4 separate regions of the Homo sapiens genome follow, and all the other regions are linked to region 2. The links are chromatin loops, found by intact Hi-C in ENCODE. Cell type or tissue: Panc1. All regions are shown on one strand.

The links. Peaks named below come from ENCODE experiments on the same cell type or tissue, not always from the same donor. Only the 100,000 strongest peaks of a DNase experiment are listed, where the experiment ranks them.
Region 1: a loop joins it to region 2, with 4 times the contacts of the local background. A loop is called at or near these places in 76 of 110 quality-filtered maps.
Region 3: a loop joins it to region 2, with 2.3 times the contacts of the local background. A loop is called at or near these places in 41 of 110 quality-filtered maps.
Region 4: it touches region 2 in a loop (11-fold over the local background); 40 of 110 quality-filtered maps call a loop at or near these places.

What each region holds. Positions count from the first base shown.
Region 1 is chr7:18,665,171-18,667,670 of GRCh38, forward strand. HDAC9 (histone deacetylase 9) reads left to right here. Exons shown (of 26, transcript NM_178425.4): 12 at 1,043-1,306. Among named protein-coding and RNA genes, the nearest start is that of HDAC9, 170 kb to the left of the region's middle. In Panc1, a CTCF peak has its summit at 1,152 (motif pointing left); a DNase peak (open chromatin) is centred at 1,151; H3K27ac peaks cover 463 bases.
Region 2 is chr7:18,351,387-18,353,886 of GRCh38, forward strand. It overlaps a transcript of HDAC9 not described here. Among named protein-coding and RNA genes, the nearest start is that of HDAC9, 140 kb to the right of the region's middle. In Panc1, CTCF peaks have their summits at 1,103 (motif pointing right) and 1,306; a DNase peak (open chromatin) is centred at 1,185; H3K27ac peaks cover 1,985 bases.
Region 3 is chr7:18,493,547-18,496,046 of GRCh38, forward strand. HDAC9 (histone deacetylase 9) reads left to right here and starts at 2,203. Exons shown (of 26, transcript NM_178425.4): 1 at 2,203-2,477. RefSeq lists an enhancer at 1,932-1,981. In Panc1, no CTCF peak of the experiment used is centred here; no DNase peak of the experiment used is centred here; H3K4me3 peaks cover 926 bases; H3K27ac peaks cover 2,060 bases.
Region 4 is chr7:19,664,465-19,666,964 of GRCh38, forward strand. The region is part of intron 4 of LOC105375180 (a long non-coding RNA gene); the gene reads left to right. Among named protein-coding and RNA genes, the nearest start is that of MIR3146, 40 kb to the right of the region's middle. In Panc1, CTCF peaks have their summits at 1,117 and 1,322; a DNase peak (open chromatin) is centred at 1,123; H3K27ac peaks cover 2,434 bases.

The DNA of each region.
Region 1 (2,500 bases), 310 kb after region 2:
TGCATTCATGTTTATGGTGGTAGTATTATAAGTGTGCTGCTAGTTACAATAATTGGCATGTTGCTTACATAGGCACTGACTTAGCAGAAAACTTAGCAACTCTTGAAAACACAGTTCAAGGTCTGCAGATGATTTGGTCCACAGGGCCACTGTGAAATAAAACAAATGACCAGTGTGAGACAAAATAATCTTGAGACTTTTTCCCCATTTATTGAGCTTTCATGTTATGATATTTTGCTATTGTTTAAGTTAGGCATATTGTCAGTTATCTTTTAAAATCATTAAGCAGTTAATTCATTGACTTCTGAAAACTAAGTTCAATCTAATTTATAAAATAAATAAAATGTCTAAATAATGATTTCCAAATTAAAAAATAATTTCCTGATTCTTTTCTAATATTTAATTTCCATTTGAGTCTGTTCATAAAACATCTTATTGTTAATTTTTTTTAAATCATACACCTCTTTAAAGTTCAGAATATCAAAATAAATATTTCTAGTTCTTACAAATATATATAAGAAGATGCTTTTTCATTTGACTGTCGTTTCTCTGTATAGGTACAAGAAAATTAGACAAAGACTATTAGCATTTGTGTTCTGGCTTTCATAGCGTTTAACATTCGTTGAAAAATGATATTGACAACATTTTTTATCACCCCCTTTATCTTTTGAGAAAAGTATTATTCCCAGGTTCAACTTTCAAAACATGTCCTTTTGAAAGTTTCAGGGTTTCCATGGATAGTTTATTTACCTTTTTCTACACCATGTTCTAACTGCATTAAAGAGTGATCCATTAAAAAGAAAAAACAATCCAACACTTAAAGACCTTATTCACTGCCTACTGGACCCATACAATATGGAATAATGGGACTACTTTAGATTTAGTATTACTGAGGAAACTTGTTGCCTACAAGTTCATTCTGAAATTTATGTTCAATGATTAGAAATCACAGTGTATGAGTTATTAGAAATCAAAGTGTAATTTGCTTCTCTGTTACCATGAAGAACTACTGAATTTTGAACCCCTGAACACTCTCTTCTAGCTGCTTTCGAAATCTATTGAACAACTGAAGCAACCAGGCAGTCACCTTGAGGAAGCAGAGGAAGAGCTTCAGGGGGACCAGGCGATGCAGGAAGACAGAGCGCCCTCTAGTGGCAACAGCACTAGGAGCGACAGCAGTGCTTGTGTGGATGACACACTGGGACAAGTTGGGGCTGTGAAGGTCAAGGAGGAACCAGTGGACAGTGATGAAGATGCTCAGATCCAGGAAATGGAATCTGGGGAGCAGGCTGCTTTTATGCAACAGGTAATAGGCAAAGATTTAGCTCCAGGATTTGTAATTAAAGTCATTATCTGAACATGAAATGCATTGCAGGTTTGGTAAATGGATATGATTTCCTATCAGTTTATATTTCTCTATGATTTGAGTTCAGTGTTTAAGGATTCTACCTAATGCAGATATATGTATATATCTATATAGAGGTCTTTCTATATACTGATCTCTATATAGATATCAATGTTTCATTGAAAATCCACTGGTAAGGAAATACCTGTTATACTAAAATTATGATACATAATATCTGAGCAGTTAATAGGCTTTAAATTTATCCCAAAGCCTGCTACACCAATTACTTCTAAAGAAAACAAATTCACTGTTATTTTGAGTTTATGTGTTGAGATCAGTGACTGCTGGATAGTCTCCCAGTCTGATCAATGAAGCATTCGATTAGTTTTTGATTTTTTGCAACATCTAGAATTTAATTTTCACATCACTGTACATAATGTATCATACTATAGTCTTGAACACTGTTAAAGGTAGTCTGCCCCTTCCTTCCTCTCTCTTTTTTTAGTTAAGTAGAAATGTTCTGGTCACCATGCCAGTAGTCCTAGGTTATTGTGTAGGTTGCAATTGAACATATTAGGAATACAGGTGGTTTTAAATATATAGATGCAAATTGCAGCACTACTTTAAATATTAGATTATGTCTCACATAGCACTGCTCATTTTACTTTTATTTTGTGTAATTTGATGACACTGTCTATCAAAAAAGAGCAAATGAAGCAGATGCAAATGTTAGTGAGAAGTAATGTGCAGCATTATGGTCCAATCAGATACAATATTGTGTCTACAATTGCAAAAAACACAGTAACAGGATGAATATTATCTGATATCAAGTCAAAATCAGTTTGAAAAGAAGGTGTATCATATTTTATATTGTCACTAGAATCTCTTAAGTATAATTCCATAATGACATGGGCATATACCGTAACATTCTGGCAAATAACAATTAGAAAAGATAGGTTTAACAAAAAAATTTACTTGTATATAATGCACCTTCAGGAGGACTATGTCCTTTGATGCTATAAAATACAAACAACTTTGAAGGCAACAGAAGACACTGTTTATTCAAGTCAGTTCTTTGTCAGGTTCCTGCTGTTCTCCTACAGAAAAGTGATTCTGTGAGGGTGAACAGGAAATGCCTTGTGGAAACAGGAAGTC
Region 2 (2,500 bases):
TCTCCCAGAGTTTTAATATTTTTTAAGTTTCCTATGTGTTATGAATTGTAAAATAAAACAAAAATCCCCCAAAACAAAAAAAGACAGCTATATTAAAAGTATCAACTTTATTTTAAATCTTATTAATGCTTTTTATAATGGGAGGGAAGATATATATATTTAAATGACCATGTAAAGCAAAGTGAGGAAGTTAGGAACCAGGACGCTGAAGCTAAACTGAAGTTGAATCTCAGCTCTATCATGTCCCAGCTCTGTGATTTTGTTAATCTCTCAAAATCTGCCTCATCTGTAAAAAAAGGTGAATGATAGTAAAACTATCTGTTGCATAGCTGTTGTGATTATTAAATGAGTTAGCATTTGCAAAGCCCTACATAAATATTTGCTGTGTAGATAATGTTTAATTTTGTCAAGAACTTTTAAAAGATGTGTTTTGAGTCATTCATACAGGCACACACACAGGTTATTACAATTTTATCAAGAAATTATTAGCCTTGTCTTAAATCTCAAAAAATTTGAATTGACGGTGAATATGTGGAAAGTGACAATATACAAGGTTATCCACTATTGGAAGGTGTGTGTGGAACAGAACAGAACTAGATCACATAGCTGTGGAGAACAAAAGCTCAAGAAGAAAAAAATTCAAAATGAGTTTATATTTTTCTCACAATAACTGTGGGCACCCTTCAAGCTTCAGTTAAGTGATGACAACATAATTAGACAGTAAAATATTCTGTTTCTGAACTGTTCTTTGTGTGACCTTCAGTTATCTCTGAGGATCCTCAGGTTTCTTAAGGTTTCCTTAGGCTGTCTGTTTAATCTGATTTTTCTGAAAAATGTACATGAATAAATAGGCCCTCCAACCAAAAATATTAATATTTAACATTTAGCCAAAGAGGTAGCAAATATTATTTTCAAACAAAATGAAGTAAGATAGAAGAGCTGAGACAATATAATATTCTGCTTAGAGGGAAACAGTAGGTTGCCACTGATTTTTAGTCCTGTGTTTTGAAAACTATTTGAGATAGAAGGACTAAAATTGCAATGAAGATTACTGCAACACAGTTACTTGGTCCTCCTATCATTAATTGATTAAAGGTAATTGCCAGGGAGTCACCTCTGGAGGGCAGTGCAGTCTTATATTTGTTGCAGGAGCTCCAGGTACCTTTAAATTTTCCAGAAGTTCATTTCAAAGATTCTTGGCCTTGTGAGATGTGAGTCATTCCCCGTTTTAAATACTCAAAGGGAACGTAAAGGTGAAAACAAACTCTTTTTCGTTATGATGGTTAGCATGCTAGATTCAGGGAAAATGACGGGAAATAGGACTTACCATATAGAGTTAGTGAATCTCGGTGTGCAAATAAGGAGCTGGCTGATGTTTGTTTTTTTCCCCCCTTTTCCCCACTTTGGTTCAGATACTTGTGAACCTCCATTTCATGATCCTTGTTTTTGTCTCTGTCTTACTCTAAAATACAAATCTGTATCTTCTAAGAAAATCTTTTAACAGCCTCACCATATAGGGTGTTGCAGAAGGTCAGCTCGGCGGCCAGCAAAATATCTTCCAGTACCTTAACAAATCAGCAAAATATTTTGAGAAATGCTTTACTTTTATGAACAAATACCCTGCTAGTTATTGGATTTGTCATAGCATCTAAGGTTTCTCTCATAACCATACTGACCTTCATGTGCTATTGTATTACAAAACCAACTCTTTATGTAATCAAACCTAAGGAAGAATGCTTAATTAGCTATACATGACCCTGTGTTATGATACAGGCATACAAAAGTTATTTTCTTCAGCACTATCTAGCTATTGTACAAAGAAACTTCTTTATAAAGTAAGACATGGGATATTTGATGTCTCAGGAGTAAAGTAATATTGGGATTTTTTTTTTTCCTCTGCAAGCTGTTTGAGAGCTTTCAGCAGGGGGATACCGTATTTAAAGGTAGCCTAAGATCTCATAACTCCATGTGTCACAAAAACTGTGTAGGTTATGAAAGACTTTTCTCGTGAGCAAAACAACTGTGCTTTTTAGCTCTAAATCATGACATAGTCTTGTTATACCACAAAGAATTAAAGAATGTTAAGTAAATGACTTTCTTCCCTCCCTCTGTGCCTCTGAGGATAGTTATTAATGCCGATTCTTGCTGCTGAGTGATCCTGAAGCTACTGTGGCAACCTTTTTATTCCCTGAGTGCAAATGAATCCTCTATGAGGTAATTGAAGGAAATTGATGACATTATTTGCTGTATCTTGGGTATCAACAGCATATAAATGAAAAACACAGCAGAATGCCTGGCCTGTGTTACCACATTGACCTACACATTTGGATCTGAAAGATCTCGAGCTATTTTCTGCCTAAGCAGACTTTGCACCTTTGTGTTTTATAGTGAAGTAGCAGGTACACAACTTTTTAAAATCATGAACTCCTAGCATTGGATTACCACCACCTGGTGTAAGGGATAGGTTTTATAGAAACACAAAGAGCATGGACTTATTCTT
Region 3 (2,500 bases), 140 kb after region 2:
TGAGTGAATTTCAATGATTGTTTTTCTTAATATAAGAAGTTCTTGTTCTGATCTCACCACAAAAAAAATGGTAACTAGCTGAGATGATAGATTTGTAGCTTGATTATGGTAATTATTTCACAAGGTATAGGTGTATCAAATCATCAAATTGTACACCTGAAATATAAAGAATCTTGATTTGTCAAATATACCGCAATTTAAAAAATGTTCTTTACATAAATGTTTTGTAGAATAAAAAAAAAAAAAGTTCTTCAAAAGAAATCTCAAATCTCCAAATGGAAACAGGTAAAAGTGGAGCTCCCCTGGTTCCACGGAGAACCTTTTTTGAGGAAACTTAGGCAACTCGCAGGTACCTTATGTCATGAGACAGAGTTTGAAAACTACAATTGACTATCTCTAAATTTCCTCCCAGGTCTAAAATGTGATGATAGTTACTACTTCAGTACATCATCCTTAAGGAAAATTATTAGGTCCACACTGTTTCTATCCTTTGAATTTTACACATAAATTTTGTAATCAAAAGTTTATTTGTAATATCAGATGGAATCAGATAATTGCTTTTTGTTTTTTCCACTGACAGGAACATAAGATTTTGTTGTGTAGCTTAAGTCAAACGCAGTTTGGAATATATATTTTTTAAAAATTGTAACTTACATATCCAAATACAATTTTTCAAGAAGTAGAGTATTCAGTAGAAATTAATCTGTGAAAGAAGAGGAATTCAGCAGTGGCCTATTTGATGAATGATTTAACGTGCTTATTTCTTCCCTTTCATCAAAACTCTGTGTCCCCTTGTTTGCCCCCTCTGACTTCATACTCTGGAGTTGACCAAGATCCCTCTTCCATCGGATTGTTCTGGGAATTTTGAAATAATCTGCTTTTTCCTCTCTTTCCCCTGTTGCTTCTGATGCCTTAGAATTACATTTTCCTCGCTGATTTAGTTTAGAAAAGAGAAAAGAGCTTCCATGACTAGTAGATTATCACTTTTGGGTTTGCTCTTGGAAGTGACAAGATGCTAGGATCCCTCTTTGGAATGTAAAATTTATCTCTTATATAGAAAGGATATAAATGTAGCACCAGAGACTATAAAACTCTGATACTATCTACTGTACTGTATAGCTGAACGCCACAATGTGTCTGGTAATCTATTGACTATCATAAATGCTATTTCTACAGAAAAGTTAGGAGGTCCATATTTCGGGCAACCAATGTATAGCTGAATGCAGAACAGTCATAGTTGGGTACTAACCATATATATGATTTATCCATCAACAGGTGCATATGCTCAGAAATTCTGTATCCATAAGAAATCAGACTACTTTCTTTTCCTTTTGCAAGTAAATTGAATTTAGCCTGAGAGGCTGAGGGGAAATTTTCACATATAAGCCACGGTTTTGTGTTTTGTGTTTTGTTTTGTTTATAGATATAGTACTAACTGGATGGATGCGATAAAATTCATAGGTGGTACTAAGATACAATAGGATTTGTGAAATGGACAATTGTCTTGCATAAATAGCAAGTAAAAAATCAAGCCTGTCCTTCATAAAAATTTTATTCTGGGGTGTGCTTGTTTTCCAAAAGTACCTCTGCTAAATCTCCTGTTAGTCCTGAAACTAGAAGGCAGAAAAGCTTCTAGTGCTACAGCCAACTGCAGTGTAGCCTGAGAAACAGGCAACAAAAATAGAACACCAGGATTGCTGTGCGTGGGTGAGGCAGAAACCACATTATGAGCAAAAGCTTCCAGTATTATTTTAGAACCAATACAGAGCTCTGTACTTCTCTCCTCTCTCTTCCAAAAACACATACTACAAAAATAAAATGAAATGAAATGTATGTGCATTTGCCCTCTTAGAATTATGATTCTTAATTTTTTTTCTTGCCTTCCTTTCTTTGGAAGCGAATCGCCAGTATGGAAACACAGTGTGTAAAGCAAGCTTCGAGAGAGGAAAGAGTTAATTGGTTTTAAGGCCCTGCGATAGAGAATTATGGTTGGAAAGATAGAGGCTGGACAGCTGGGTTTGCTGGGGTATTTTTAAATGCATTAATGCAGGCTCCAATCACTCGGCCATGCTTGACCTATTTTTGGCTCAGGCCGACCATTGTTCTATTTCTGTGCCTGTGGGCCATGCTGTTGTTGATTCATATGCAAATGGATTATCACTCGCTTTAGCCAACTTGAGCTGAGAGAGACTGAGAAAGGGGGAAGAGAGGCACAGACACAGATAGGAGAAGGGCACCGGCTGGAGCCACTTGCAGGACTGAGGGTTTTTGCAACAAAACCCTAGCAGCCTGAAGAACTCTAAGCCAGGTTTAATTGGTTTCTTTTTCTCGTGGGTAGACTTAATAATTTTCTACGTATTCTGACAAAGAAATAACCCCGAAGCACGTTCCTATTTCCCACCTGCTTGTAGTTTCCGGGATAACCTAAACTCCAGAGAGCTATAGCATCCACTCTGTCCTTTCTGCTTTGCACACAGGTTGGTAACATGGGAAAAGTGTC
Region 4 (2,500 bases), 1.3 Mb after region 2:
AGTGAAAAAGTACAATTTGGTCTAAACATAAACTGTTTGGTGTCTTACTATTCAGCAATTATAAAAAGAAAAATTAAACATCTCTTTGATTTTGAAATAATGGCTTTAAATGTCATCCTTACCTTTCCAAATTAGAATTTGTCTTTTTACTGTCTTAATCTTAGCTTTGTATACATGCTGGGGGTGGGCTGAGGAGCTAGGAAAAATCCTCTTTTTCTTTTTTACTTCTTCATCCAATGTTCAAAAGTTGAAATTTTTTTTAAAAAATAGATATGTCTGAATGAGAATATGAGACATTTTGGTCTAAGTCATGTGCAGCACTTCAAACATTTCATTTGTCTTCTCATAGAGGTCTGAGAGGTGAGCCACTGGATACTATTTAAGCATGCATTCTTCACATTCATAAATAACTGTCATTTGTGATTCTGTTATATCTATGTTGCTACCTATCATAGCCCCTGCCATTAGCCTGTAGAGTTACAAACAAGAGTGGTAAGGCAGAGAGATGTCAGAGAGATGTAATCTCATGACCGTTAAATCCATAAAAATTCCTGCAAGTAGCCTTAGCTTCTGGGGAGATCATCTGCTTGCTCTGAATTAAAAGCAGCATCGAGTAATTGAAGGATTTCCTTTGACTGTACCTCAGCTAGAAATTATTTAGTGTCAATAAAAAATTTTGTTCTGGTAAGTTTTCAGCATGATTCTAAAGCAATTCAGTAGCACAGCCGTCATTTCAAAACAATGTAATGGAATTCAATGAATGCTCTTCAGCACAGACTACATTATCACAATTAATGCATATATACAAAATAGAAGTAAATTATCTAAACAGTAGGCTATGACACTCCTGCCTTTGAGGAAAAAGATATATGAAAGTTAAATATCATTTCAAGACTTATGTCATAAAGTCCCTACAGTGGAATAAATTTGCTTTCTTCTGTTGAGGGCCATTGAATGCAATATTTATGGCTTTTTTTCTTAATATACCTTAGTAGTTATCAGGTGAATCCTTTAGTGATCAAAATTTTACTGCCCAAAGTTCTGTTAACATTCACCAAAATTTTATTTCACCGTTTACCTACATAATAGAATTAGTCTAGTTGGGAACACATGGGGTAAAAAGGTCCAATATTTAAAGCAATACTCCACCTTGTGGTAGAGTATGAAAAATGCATAGAAATTCCTTCAACAACAAATAAATGATTACAAATCTATTGACTCTGAAATAGAAGCTTTTCCTTGACTTTCTCTCTTTGAAGAAATACCAGAAAATGTATTGATTTTTAAATAATGACTTCTCAACTATTGACTACTCAAGAGCAAAATTTCACCTAATTTGAAGAAAAAAAAACTTTGAGAAGAACAAAACACTGATACTAGGTAATATCATGGACTAATTTTAATATGCATATTTTGATTAAAAATACATTTTAAATTAAAAACACAAGTGCTGGGTTAGTTTTCTCTAAGGAAAACCAAGGCATAGACTAGAAGAAATCTTAGAAAATTTCAAATTAAAAACTAAATGTATATGTATATATCATATAATATAAATAATTTTATACACCATAAGGAAAAACGTACTTGATAACAATGGTATTATGTTTACAGTGAAAAGAAATCCAATATTTAAAAGAAAAGTGGAAGAAAAAGTTATTCTGGAAATGTTGATAGCCATTACCATTTTAAAATCTGATATTAATCATTTTTAATTTAATAGTAAAAATATCTAGAAGTTTTAAGGGTGTTTTTATAAATATCAATTATTATTTTGTTTTGTTTTTTCTTTTTTAAGGAATACAATCTCTAACATAAATATATACTGCATAAACAAATTTTTCTTGGATGCTAGACTAAAGAAAGAATACCTGTTAAGAGAGCTGAGTTTTCTTTCAGGGAAAAAAATTAAATCTGTGGGTTGTAGAAGTTATTGGTTTCAAATTATTGCCATTAATTGTGGGCCAACAACTACTGCCAGCCACTGACTGATTCCTTTTCTTATACTATTTCTAGAACTTTAACATCCCTACAAGACAAATATTATTGTCCCCATTTGAGAGATGAGAAAACAGAGGTTCAGAATTAAGTAATCCACCCAAAGGTTTGAACCTAATTCTGCCAAGGCTCACACCCATGCACTCCTTCATGCAATCTTTCCATTTGCATAGCAAGGACAAAGTGTCTTATTTACAAAACTAAGCGAATTTTAAAAATTATCTGAGAAGGACTAATTTTTTTAACAAACAAATGAGAAATAACATTTTAAATGAATGATTAAGCTGATATTGCTGTTATTAATGAAGTTTTAAAAACACTTGGACTATGTATGTATATATGTAAATGTCTGAGTCCAACAATGAGTCTAACAGTGCAAGAATTAAAAGGTAAGCTTTATCTTAGGTCAGTATAAATTAGCCTTGTAAAAAATATTAAGTCTGATTTTAAATGTCGTAATAAAAACCAAGATGAACAAATTGAGTAAGATCCAGTGGGAGTCTCC